Linked DNA regions of Homo sapiens: region 1 is linked to region 2. The links are chromatin contacts, found by Hi-C or POLR2A ChIA-PET in ENCODE. All regions are on one chromosome and are shown on one strand. Each heading gives the region's core, a stretch centred on a gene start or an enhancer-like site at or near the end of the contact. The rest is flanking DNA. Distances are from core to core; before and after follow the strand shown. Region 1 holds the start of EML2-AS1 (EML2 antisense RNA 1). Region 2 holds the start of KLC3 (kinesin light chain 3).

Region 1 (4,751 bases), core at 2,252-4,751, 300 kb before region 2:
CGGCCTGGGGGTCGATTGGGCCTGGAACTCTGCCCTTTCTCTCTCCCCTCAAGCTTCTGGAATGCTCCCCTATCTCCATAGCAGGGGGACAGACAGAGGGGGTGGGGGTGGATTTGGTGTTGAGTTGAGGGCAGAGTGTGGGACTGGAAAGGGACGGCCAGAGGACTTTGCTTCTAGGATACCTCCCAAATCCTCTGGCCCTGGCCCTCCCATGCATTAGCACCATCCCTTCTCCCTAGACAAATGGGTGTGATACCAGAAGGACCACTGTGGGTGTCGGGCTCAGGTGAGGGGAGATAGGAGAAGAGGGGAGTTGGGAGGGAAAAGTGGGAAGTGAGGCCTGGTCTCTGGGAAAAGGCTGAGGATGGGGGGATGGTCAGGAGGGAGCGGAGGGCTTGAGTCACAGGGATGGGGATGGTGGAGGTGTGGGGGTTGGTAGGATGGGCTGGCCAAGGCCTGACAGTGCAGCTGGCCTCTCTGGGTGGGGCAGAAGGGTCAAGATGAAAGCACCTCTATTAACTCAGTTTGGAGGTTCAGTCCTCTGGGCACACACCCTAGTGCCAGGGACCACTGGAATTGGCAGGGGACCCAGAATGCTTATTTTGTCCTCCTCTGTCCCTCTAAGAGCCAGAATGACAGGGTGGCCATTCCTGTTGAGTATGGGTTCTTCCATTGAACGGCTGTGTGTCCGTGTAACAAGTAACGTCACCTTTCTGGGCTTCAGTAACCTTCCTCCTCCTCTCCTCCTAAAATGGATTATGCTACTACAACTACTAGAGTTGCCAAAAGCATTAGGTATCATAAAAATAGTTAATCCTATTCTGGATTTATCGAGCATCAACATGAGCCGGGAACGTGCTAAATGTTTTGCGTGAGCAGTGCCTGGCACATGTAAGCTCACAGTAACAGATGCCATTTTTCTGGTCGTATAATTAATGGTAGGTAGGACCAGGCTGAGCACAGGAGGTGATTGGGTCCCCAGCCCCCACCTACGGGCTGAGTGATCTTTGGCGTGTCTCTGCACACTCCTACTAGCCTCCTTCCTTAGTTTCCCGTCTGCAAAACGTGATGCCAACAAGACCCCTAGAGGTTTCCCCCTGTTACGAGTTCTAAGTCCTGACGGCTCACTCCTTCTGACCTCAGGAGGCTCCCACCTCCCTCTGCAGGTCCAGGCACCGGACCTGGGAGGCGCTGAGTGGGGGGCAGGGCGGGCAAGCCTCGGCAGGCGATTGGGCTACGAAGGGAAGGAGGGAGGAGCGGCGGCTGCACTGCGGAGCCCAGAGGGCCAGCTGCGCGGCCTGTGGACGCGGGATGGCAGGGGCGAGCTCCACGCCCTGTCCCCGTCTAAGCTACCACCTTTACTTCCACCAGGCTGGGAACCAGGGCTTCCTTGGTTGTGGTCAGCAATGAGTCTGGGTATGAGTATTCTGCGGGAAAAGGGGGAGAGGGGCCACTTCGGTCTCCGCCCCTCCCACTTTGGGAAAATGAGCGGGGTTGGGGGGGCGACTCGGGGAGTCATTTTGGCTGCACCCATAGGCTGGAGAGCCAAATCTGGGGCGCGGGGTACAGAGGCGAAATAAAGAAGGGGAACAGAAAAGAGGAATGCCTGCTGGGGAAGAGTTTGGTTGTCAATCCGGTCTGCATCTCCCTTGGGTCTTCTGGGTCTGCCATGCGCTGCCTGCAACCCCCAAGTCCGCCGCCAGGGGCCGCCGAAGCTCTGTCCTTGCAGCTGGCTCTAGGGTCGAACCCCAGGGTGAGGAGAGGAGGGGAAACGGGGAGGCTAGGCATGACCTTTTGGCTTGGAAAGTCTTAGAAACAGTGAAGAGACGTTGGTATTCATAACAGAATCTTCGTCGGAGGATGTTGGGGATCAATTCTAGAACTTTAGTGTCATTAGGAGTAGGTTGGTGTCATTTTGCAAATGCTCTTATCACTCATAGATACTTAACGTCTTAGTCATAAAATCAAAGAATCTTTTTTTTCTTTTTCTTTTTTCTTTTTTTTTTTTTTGAGACGGAGTCTCGCTTTGTGGCCAGGCTGGAGTGCAGTGGCGCGATCTTGGCTCACGGCAACCTCCGACCCCCCGGGTTCAAGCGATTCCCGTCTCAGCCTCCGGAGTAGCTGGGACTACAGGCACGCGCCACCACGCCCGGCTTTTTTTTAAATTTTATTTTATTTTTAATTTAATTTTATTTTAGTAGAGACGGGGTTTCACCATGTTGGCCAGGATGGTCTCGATCTCCTGACCTCGTGATACGCCCGCCTCGGCCTCCCAAAGTGCTGGGGTTACAGGCGTGAGCCACTGCGCCTGGTCACGTCTTAGTCATAGCATCTTAAAGCCAGAGCGAGAGGCTCCTGGGTTCACAGACTCTTAGAAAATAAGAGGGAAGGGACTTCCCCAAGGTCACACGGCCAGCGCGCTGTGGCAGAGAGGAGTGTGCGGATGGGTTGGAGAGCTGTGGGGATTTCCTTCCCCCTTCAGAGTCCTCTTCCTTGGCTCATGTCCAAGTGTCCCAGCCCCAGGTAGCGGGACAGGAAAGGGGCGTGGCTGGCCCCCCGCTTAGACCCAGGAAGGCGGGAGGGACCCCTTGGGCACTGGAGCTCCTGGGTGGCCCTGCAGCCGGCACTCCCCCGTCTTCCAGATGACAATTTGTCGGGCACGAGCGGTATGGAAGTGGACGACCGCGTGTCGGCGCTGGAGCAGCGGCTGCAGTTACAGGAAGACGAGCTGGCGGTCCTAAAGGCGGCGCTGGCGGATGCTCTGCGTCGCCTGCGGGCATGCGAAGAACAGGGAGCGGCGCTACGCGCGCGGGGCACCCCCAAGGGCCGGGCGCCTCCGCGCTTAGGCACCACTGCCTCGGGTATCCCCGTTAGACTGGAGGGGTGGGATGGGGAGGACCGGGGCCTGGTCCTTATACTCACCCTCTTCTGTCCCCTAACCCCATCCCTCCAGTGTGTCAGCTCTTGAAAGGCCTTCCCACCAGGACGCCCCTTAATGGCTCGGGACCCCCGCGGCGCGTGGGTGGCTATGCCACGTCCCCATCCTCTCCCAAGAAGGAGGCGACCTCCGGGCGCAGGTAAGGCACAAGGCCGGGACCCCCAGCCTCTTCCAAGACCTCGTGGGAGACAGAGGTGGTTTGTTTGCCTGAGCTCCAGCAGCAGAGGGTGCAGGGAGAATCTCGCTTGCTCACGGCACTCGCCTGCTGGCCTAGAAGGCTCTGCCCCCACCTGTGTGCTCTCTTTTAGCAGTGTCCGCCGCTACTTGTCACCAGAGCGCCTCGCCTCGGTGCGCCGTGAGGACCCCCGCAGCCGGACCACATCCTCCAGCAGCAACTGTAGCGCCAAAAAGGAAGGGTAAGGACTGGGGCGGCGTCAAGCCGCAGAAAGAGATAGGGAGGAAATGGTCGAGAAATGTAGTCATGCCCCAGGCCACGAGGTCGTAACCTAGAGTGGGGCCAGCTAGTTCAAAAGCGGGGACGGTGCCAGAGCCTTGGAGGGACCAATCTTGAGGTGGCACGGTAACAGTGGAAGGTCTGGGAGGGCGGAGTCAATATTGAGGGGCGTGGCCAGAGTTTTTAGAAGCTGGACGGTCAGGTCTACTGGGTGAGGAAGTCAGGGAGGAGCTTGGCTTATGGGCGTGGTTATTAAGGTACAGGAGAGGCCCCGTTGAGTTTCAGGGATGAAGTCAAGGCAGCAGCCACAGAGTTTCTACAAGGAAAGAGGGAGTCTGAGGAATTTAAGGGTGCAGCCACAGTGTTCGCCTGGGCGAAATTAAAATCTGGGGTACGGAGTAACAGAGGCTGAGACCAGGTGGAGGCATTCCAGATTCCAGAAGCTTTGACATCAAAATCGGGGGGCACTGCCAGGTTGAAAAGGGCGTGGCTTAAAGGTTGGGCGGGGCCGTAGGGGCGTGGTCAAATGCCAAGAGGTGCAGCCAACTTGGAGGCCTCGAAGGTATTCACATAAGGAATACGTGAAAATGGACGTAATCAGAATGCCTGGCGGGCCGGAGAAGGAGCGTTGGCGGGAGGTAGCAGTCAATTCTCAAGCAACTGAGTCAACTCAGGGACAGGGTTAGAAGGGAGGCTCAGAATGACAGGCGTGGTCAACTCCAGAGGCGGGGCCATACTGAAGATCTGGACAGAGTCAAAAACTAAGGCTATATAATTCTAGCAGTTTGGGAGGCGGAGGCGGGAATCATCGCTTGAGCTCAGGAGTTCGAGACCAGGCTGGGCAAAATAGCGAGCCCTCGTCTTTACTAAAAATGAAAATAAATTAGGCCTGGCGCGGTGGCTCACGCCTGTAATCCCAGCACTTCGGGAGGCCTAGGCGGGTGGATCACAAGGTCAAGAGATCGAGACCATCCTGGCCAACATGGTGAAACCCCCTGTCTATTAATAATACAAAAATGGGCGTGGTGGCGCGTGCCTGTAGTCCCAGCTACTCGGGAGGCTGAGGCAGGAGAATCACTTCAACCCGGGAGGCGGAGGTTGCAGTGAGCTGAGATCGCGCCACTGCACTCCAGCCTGCTGACAGAGCAAGACTCCGTTAAACAAACAAACAAAAAACAAAAAACAAAAAACAAAAAAAAAAAGAGAGAGAAAGAAAATAGCCGGGCGTGCTGGCCTTCGCTTGTAGACCCAGCTACTTGGGAGGCTGCGGCAGGAGGCTCACTTAAGCCTAGGAAATTCGAGGTTTCAGTGAGCCATGATCACGCCATTGCACTCCAGTTTGGTCGACAGAGCCACACC
Region 2 (5,604 bases), core at 2,246-4,745:
GAGACTTCATTTAAAAAAAAAAAAAAAAAAGACGGTACACACACACACCCTCCCAGAAATACAGTTACACACACACACACACACACACACTCCCTCATTAGAAACACAATGTAGGCCGGGTGCGGTGGCTCACACCTGTACTCCGAGCACTTTGGGATTTTGGCTGAGGCAGGAGGATCACTTGAGCCCAGGAGTTCAAGACCAGCCTGGGAAACATAGTGAGACCCCATCCCTACAAAAATAAAAATAAAAAAATTAGCTGGGTGTGGTGATGGTGTACCTGGAGGCTGAGGTAGAAGGATTGCTTGAACCCAGGAGGTTGAAGCTGCAGTGAGCCATGATAGTGCCACTGCACTCAGCCTGGGTGAAAGAGTAAGACCCAGTCAAAAAAGAAAGAAAGAAAGGACAGCATAATATACATTCTCCTCTTAGAACACGCACTCACTTTCTCCTATTAAATATACAACTCAGTAAAAACATTTACATTTTCCTTTTAGAAATACAACCTAAGACAACACACTGACTCAGGCACACACATATACTATTCTTTCAAAAACAATCTGTATACACTCCCAACACACAGGTATATTCTCTTAGAAATAAAAACCAAGCCTGGGCGCGGTGGCTCACGCCTGTAATCCCAGCACTTTGGGAGGCCGAGGTGGGTGGATCAGTTGAGGTCAGGAGTTTGAGACTGGCCTGGCCAACATGGTGAAACCCCGGCTCTACTAAAAATACAAAATTAGCCAGGCATGGTGGTATGCGCCTGTAGTCCCCAGCTACTCATGAGGCTGAGGCATGAGAATTGCTTGAACCTGAGAGGCGGAGGTTGCAGTGAGCCAAGATCACGCCACCACACTCCAGCCTGGGTGACAAGAGCAAAACTCCGTGTCAAAAAGTGATAATATTATTTAAAAAAAAGAAAGAAAAGCCAACCCACGCAGAAACTAACTCTGTCTCTCCCACTCCCCAAATCACTCACATTCAGACCATCTCCTTGCACTTGACCGTGACACTCGCTGTCCCCCGAACTCACATGGCTCCCAAGCAGCCAACTCCCCACAATGTGCCCAACGCACCTCCAGATGCACACACTCCCAAGATTCACTATGGATCCCTCGCCAGTTTCCCTACTTCCTCTCCCTCCCACTCCAGGCCTGGCCAGCAGGGACTCCCACACCTACACGCCATGCACACACAAGTACTCAGATTCAGCTCCACTGTCGGAACAGAGAGCTGTGAATACGCGTGGAGGGATGCCACGTTCTCGCACACTTCACTCAAGCCACTGCATCCACCATAAGCAGCCCAGCGGTTTTTGCACATGTTGTACATGCACGATCACATACAGTAAGGGTCCTGTACGTTTTGTGCACCACAGACTTGATCGTCATTGATCTCTCCCTCTCTCTAGATATATGTATGTGTATATATGTGATGTATATATCAACCTTTAAAAAATTTAATTTTATTTTTTTGAGACTGAGTCTCGCTCTGTTGCCCAGACTGGAGTGCAATGGCATGATGTTGGCTCACTGCGATCTCCACCTCCCCAGGTTCAAGCGATTCTCCTCCCTCACCCTCCCAAGTAGCTGGAATTACAGGTGCCCGCCACCACACCTGGCTAATTTTTGTATTTTTAGTACAGACGGGGTTTCACCATGTTGGCCGGGCTGGTCTCAAACTCCTGACCTCAAATGATCCACCCGCTCCCCCCTTGGCCTCCCAAAGTGCTGGGATTACAGGCGTGAGCTACCGCGCCCAGCCAACCTTTTTTTAATTTTTAAAAAACTAAACTATGCCCAGCTAATTTTTGTTTTTGTAGAGACGGGGTATCACCATATTGCCCAGGCTAGTCTAGGATTCCTGGGTTCAAGCAATCCCCGCCGCCTCAGCCTCCCAAAGTGTTGAGATTACAGGTATGAGCCACTGCACCCGGCCAATCTGTGTGCTTGTGTATATCACACCATACCTATTCTCACACCTCACACACAAACATCATAAATGGTTGAACTCACAACCACACAGGTTCAAGAGTCATCCTGACAACCACAACCATTCTTCACACAATTTTGCCGATGTAAAACCTCCCTCTATAACCTCAGACACAGCCTTACACACACCACTCCACAGCCAGATTGACAACCACAGCAACAAACACGGCTCAACCACAGCCATCCAGCACTCGGGCTGTGTCCCAGACACACAGCAGCTCCCACACTCACACAGAGCCCCGGGTGCACAACCGCACAGCTGATAATCATAGGCACAGTCCCACACACTGATCCCTGACGCGGACCCCCTTTTCCATCCTGTCACCCGCTTGGAGGAGCATCCCACTTAAATGTCCACGTCTCCACTCCCATCTCCCACAAACTCTCCGTTGCACACCACTGCCAGCCACGGTATCAATGCAGATCACACACCCTCTAGTTCCTCTCTACACACACACACACACACACACACACGCACACACGGCTTCACACACCTCCACACCTCACTCATCCAACCCCAAGGTTCCACGCGCACCGTCCCATGAAACAGCTCCACTTCTGGACACAGTTCCGCCCAGCCCCATGCACCATCACAGTGACACACAATCAAAAGTCAATCATAGTCACCTATCACTGATCCAGTGCCACACTGTCCACCACACGCGCGCGCGCACACACACACACACACACACACACCAACAGGCAGAAAGACAACCACAGCCGCACAGCCTCTTGGTCAATCACACCTAATCCTACAACCAGTTCCACTCTCTGCCATGAAGACAGCCACACACACAGCCACACACATGCACATCAGGCCAAGCAGAAAGTCGACTACAGTCGCACTAGCTCTTGGTCGTAAAGTGCTACCAGCAATCCAATTCTACACACACACCATTCCAGTCAGAGGTCGCCCACGTTTTCACATTGCTAAAAGTGTCACATCATACACACAGTCCCATCACAGGGTTACACGGACAGTCGCTTTCACCCTCATACCCACAGCCTGACACACTCTCTTACACACACGCAAAGCCACACACACACACACACACACACACACAAACACAGGCAGGCAGGAGACTCCCATCGTGGCCCAGCCCCGCAAGCCGCACCAACTTACCCTGGCCTGCCCAGCCCCGCGCACCAGGCTCACCCGCAGTCACAAGGGCCCCCTCCCTCTCCCTCCCAGGCCCCGCCCCGTCCTCGCTGTTTACCTGCGCTGGGGTGGGGGGCATGGGACCCCAGCCAGGCCTCCAGATCCCGGAGAGCCCCAGGACGGGGCAGGGGGCATCCGGGAGCCCCAAGGCCCTTCCCCGTCTCAGGGCGAGCGGGCCCAGGGTTGCCCCCGCCCCCCATCATCGCGGCTCTCCGAGAGTCCCGCGCCCCACTCCCGGCACCCACCTGACCGCGGGCGGCTCCGGCCCCGCTTCGCCCCACTGCGATCAGTCGCGTCCCGCAGGCCAGGCACGCCCCGCCGCTCCCGCTGCGCCGGGCGTCTGGGACCTCGGGCGGCTCCTCCGAGGGGCGGGGCAGCCGGGAGCCACGCCCCCGCAGGTGAGCCGGCCACGCCCACCGCCCGTGGGAAGTTCAGCCTCGGGGCTCCAGCCCCGCGGGAATGGCAGAACTTCGCACGCGGAACTGGTAACCTCCAGGACACCTCGAATCAGGGTGATTGTAGCGCAGGGGCCTTGGCCAAGCTAAAACTTTGGAAACTTTAGATCCCAGACAGGTGGCTTTCTTGCAGTGCCTGCCCCAGAGCCTTTTCCTTGGTTGTGTGGCCTGCTTCGATCTCTCTTCCCACAGATCTCATCGTCTTTAGGTCTCTTCTCAAAGGCCACCTCCTCCGGCAGGCCTTCCCTGATTGCCCCCTTCTAAATGGCACCCTTCCACCAAAACATTACATACTCCTCTTGATTTTGTTCACAAAACTTTTCAGGGCCTAAAATTACCTTATTTATTTATTGAGAGGGAGTCTCGCTCCGTCACCCAGGCTGGAGTGCAGTAGCGCGATCTCGGCTCACTGCAACCTCCACCTCCCAAGTTCAAGCGATTCTCCCATCTCAGTCTCCCGAGTAGCTGCGACTACAAGTGTCTGCCACCACGCCCGGCTACTTTTTATATTTCTAGTAGAGACGGGGTTTCGCCATGTCGGCCAGGCTGGTCTCAAACTCCTGACCTCAAGTGATCCTCCCGCCTCGGCCTCCCAAAGTTCTGGGATTACAGGAGTGAGCCACCGCCCCCGGCCCCTAAAGTTATTTTATATAACATATATCACATCATTATGTTATGTTATATATTATGTTATTGGCAAGGGAATGTGATATCTAAGAATTGGGCTCAGGGTTCAAATTTGATTCCGGCACTTACTTGCTGTGCAGGCCTTGGGCAAGTAACTTAACCTCTCTGTGCCTCAGTTTCCCTAGTCAATAAAATATAAATAGTCTAAGGCTTTGAGAATTGAATGTTAACTAATACAGGGACAGTACTTTTTTTTTTTTTTTTTTTTTTTTGAGACACAGTCTCGCTGTGTTACCCAGGCTGGAGTACAATGGCGCTATCTTATCTTGGCTCACTGCAACTCCTGGGTTCAAGTCATTCTCCTGTCTCAGCCTCCCGAGTAGCTGGGATTACAGGCGCCCGCCACCATGCCCAGCTAATTTTTCCATTTTTAGTAGAGACGGGGTTTCCCCATGTTAGCCAGGCTGATCTCGAACTCCTGACCTTAGGTGATCTGCCCACCTCGACCTCCCAAAGTGCTGGAATTACAGGCGTGAGCCACCGCGCCTGGCCAGGACAGTACTTTTATCAGGGCCTCGCAAATAGAAAGTACTTAGTAAATACTCGCTACTGACTGTATATTATGGGTTCACTTTTTCTCCTCTACTATATAAGCTCTGAGGGCAGGGCTGTATATTGTCAGCACTGTTATCTTCAGCAAGAGCTTGATGCAAAGTCGGTGCTCAATAAATTGTGACTGAATGAAGGAATCAAGTCCTAGAATAGTAAGCTGGCCAAAGCTGGGAGGACACGATTCTAATATAACTTGAGGACGGCGCAGTGGCTCACACCTGTAATCCCAGCACTTTGGGAGGCCGAGGGGGCTGGATCACTTGAGGTCAGGAGTTCGAGACCAGCCTGGCCAACATGGTGAAACCCTATCTCTACTAAAAATACAAAATTAGCCGGGTGTGGTAGCGCACGCCTGTAATCCCAGCTACTTGGGAGGCTGAGGCAGGCGAATCGCTTGAACCCCAGAGGCAGAGGTTGCAGTGAGCCGAGATCACACCATTACACTCCTGCCTGGGCAACAAGAGCGAAACTCCATCTCAAAAATAAATAAATGCATACATACATACATGGCTCAATGCGCGCGGTACCCCGGTCACTACACTATGAAATGCTTCCAGCAGAGGGCGCTGCTGGTCCGTGGACCAAACTCCAGACTCGGCACAGCTCCGCGCTCCCTCCGAATTGCAGCCAACGTGCCCTCTACTTCCCTGTTGTCTGAGCCCCAGTGCTGATGCTTCCTCCTCCAGGAAGCCCTTTCTTATTTCCCAGGTTTCCAGGCTCTTGGGCTCCCACATCCAGCCCTGCCAACTCTGGGTCA

Evidence for each region. A loop is a pair of places that touch in the nucleus more often than their neighbours do. ChIA-PET counts read pairs that join two places held with the same protein, here RNA polymerase II (POLR2A). Pooled maps may share reads with other maps.
Region 1: a loop to region 2 is called in a pooled map, with 3 times the contacts of the local background. The contact joins the promoter of EML2-AS1 here to the promoter of KLC3 in region 2. A Hi-C loop is called at or near these places in 2 of 50 pooled maps. POLR2A ChIA-PET finds 5 or more read pairs at or near these places in 2 of 52 experiments (B cell and HEK293).

Annotation. Positions count from the first base shown.
Region 1 is chr19:45,640,244-45,644,994 of GRCh38, reverse strand. EML2-AS1 (EML2 antisense RNA 1) reads right to left here and starts at 3,501. Exons shown (of 2, transcript NR_130729.1): 1 at 3,229-3,501; 2 at 2,155-2,770. It also overlaps a transcript of EML2 not described here. RefSeq lists enhancers at 1,465-1,514, 1,605-1,654, 2,245-2,504, 1,662-2,513, 3,035-3,094 and 2 more.
Region 2 is chr19:45,338,641-45,344,244 of GRCh38, reverse strand. It overlaps KLC3 (kinesin light chain 3), which reads right to left and starts at 3,495. Exons shown (of 13, transcript NM_177417.3): 1 at 3,399-3,495. RefSeq lists a silencer at 3,510-3,599.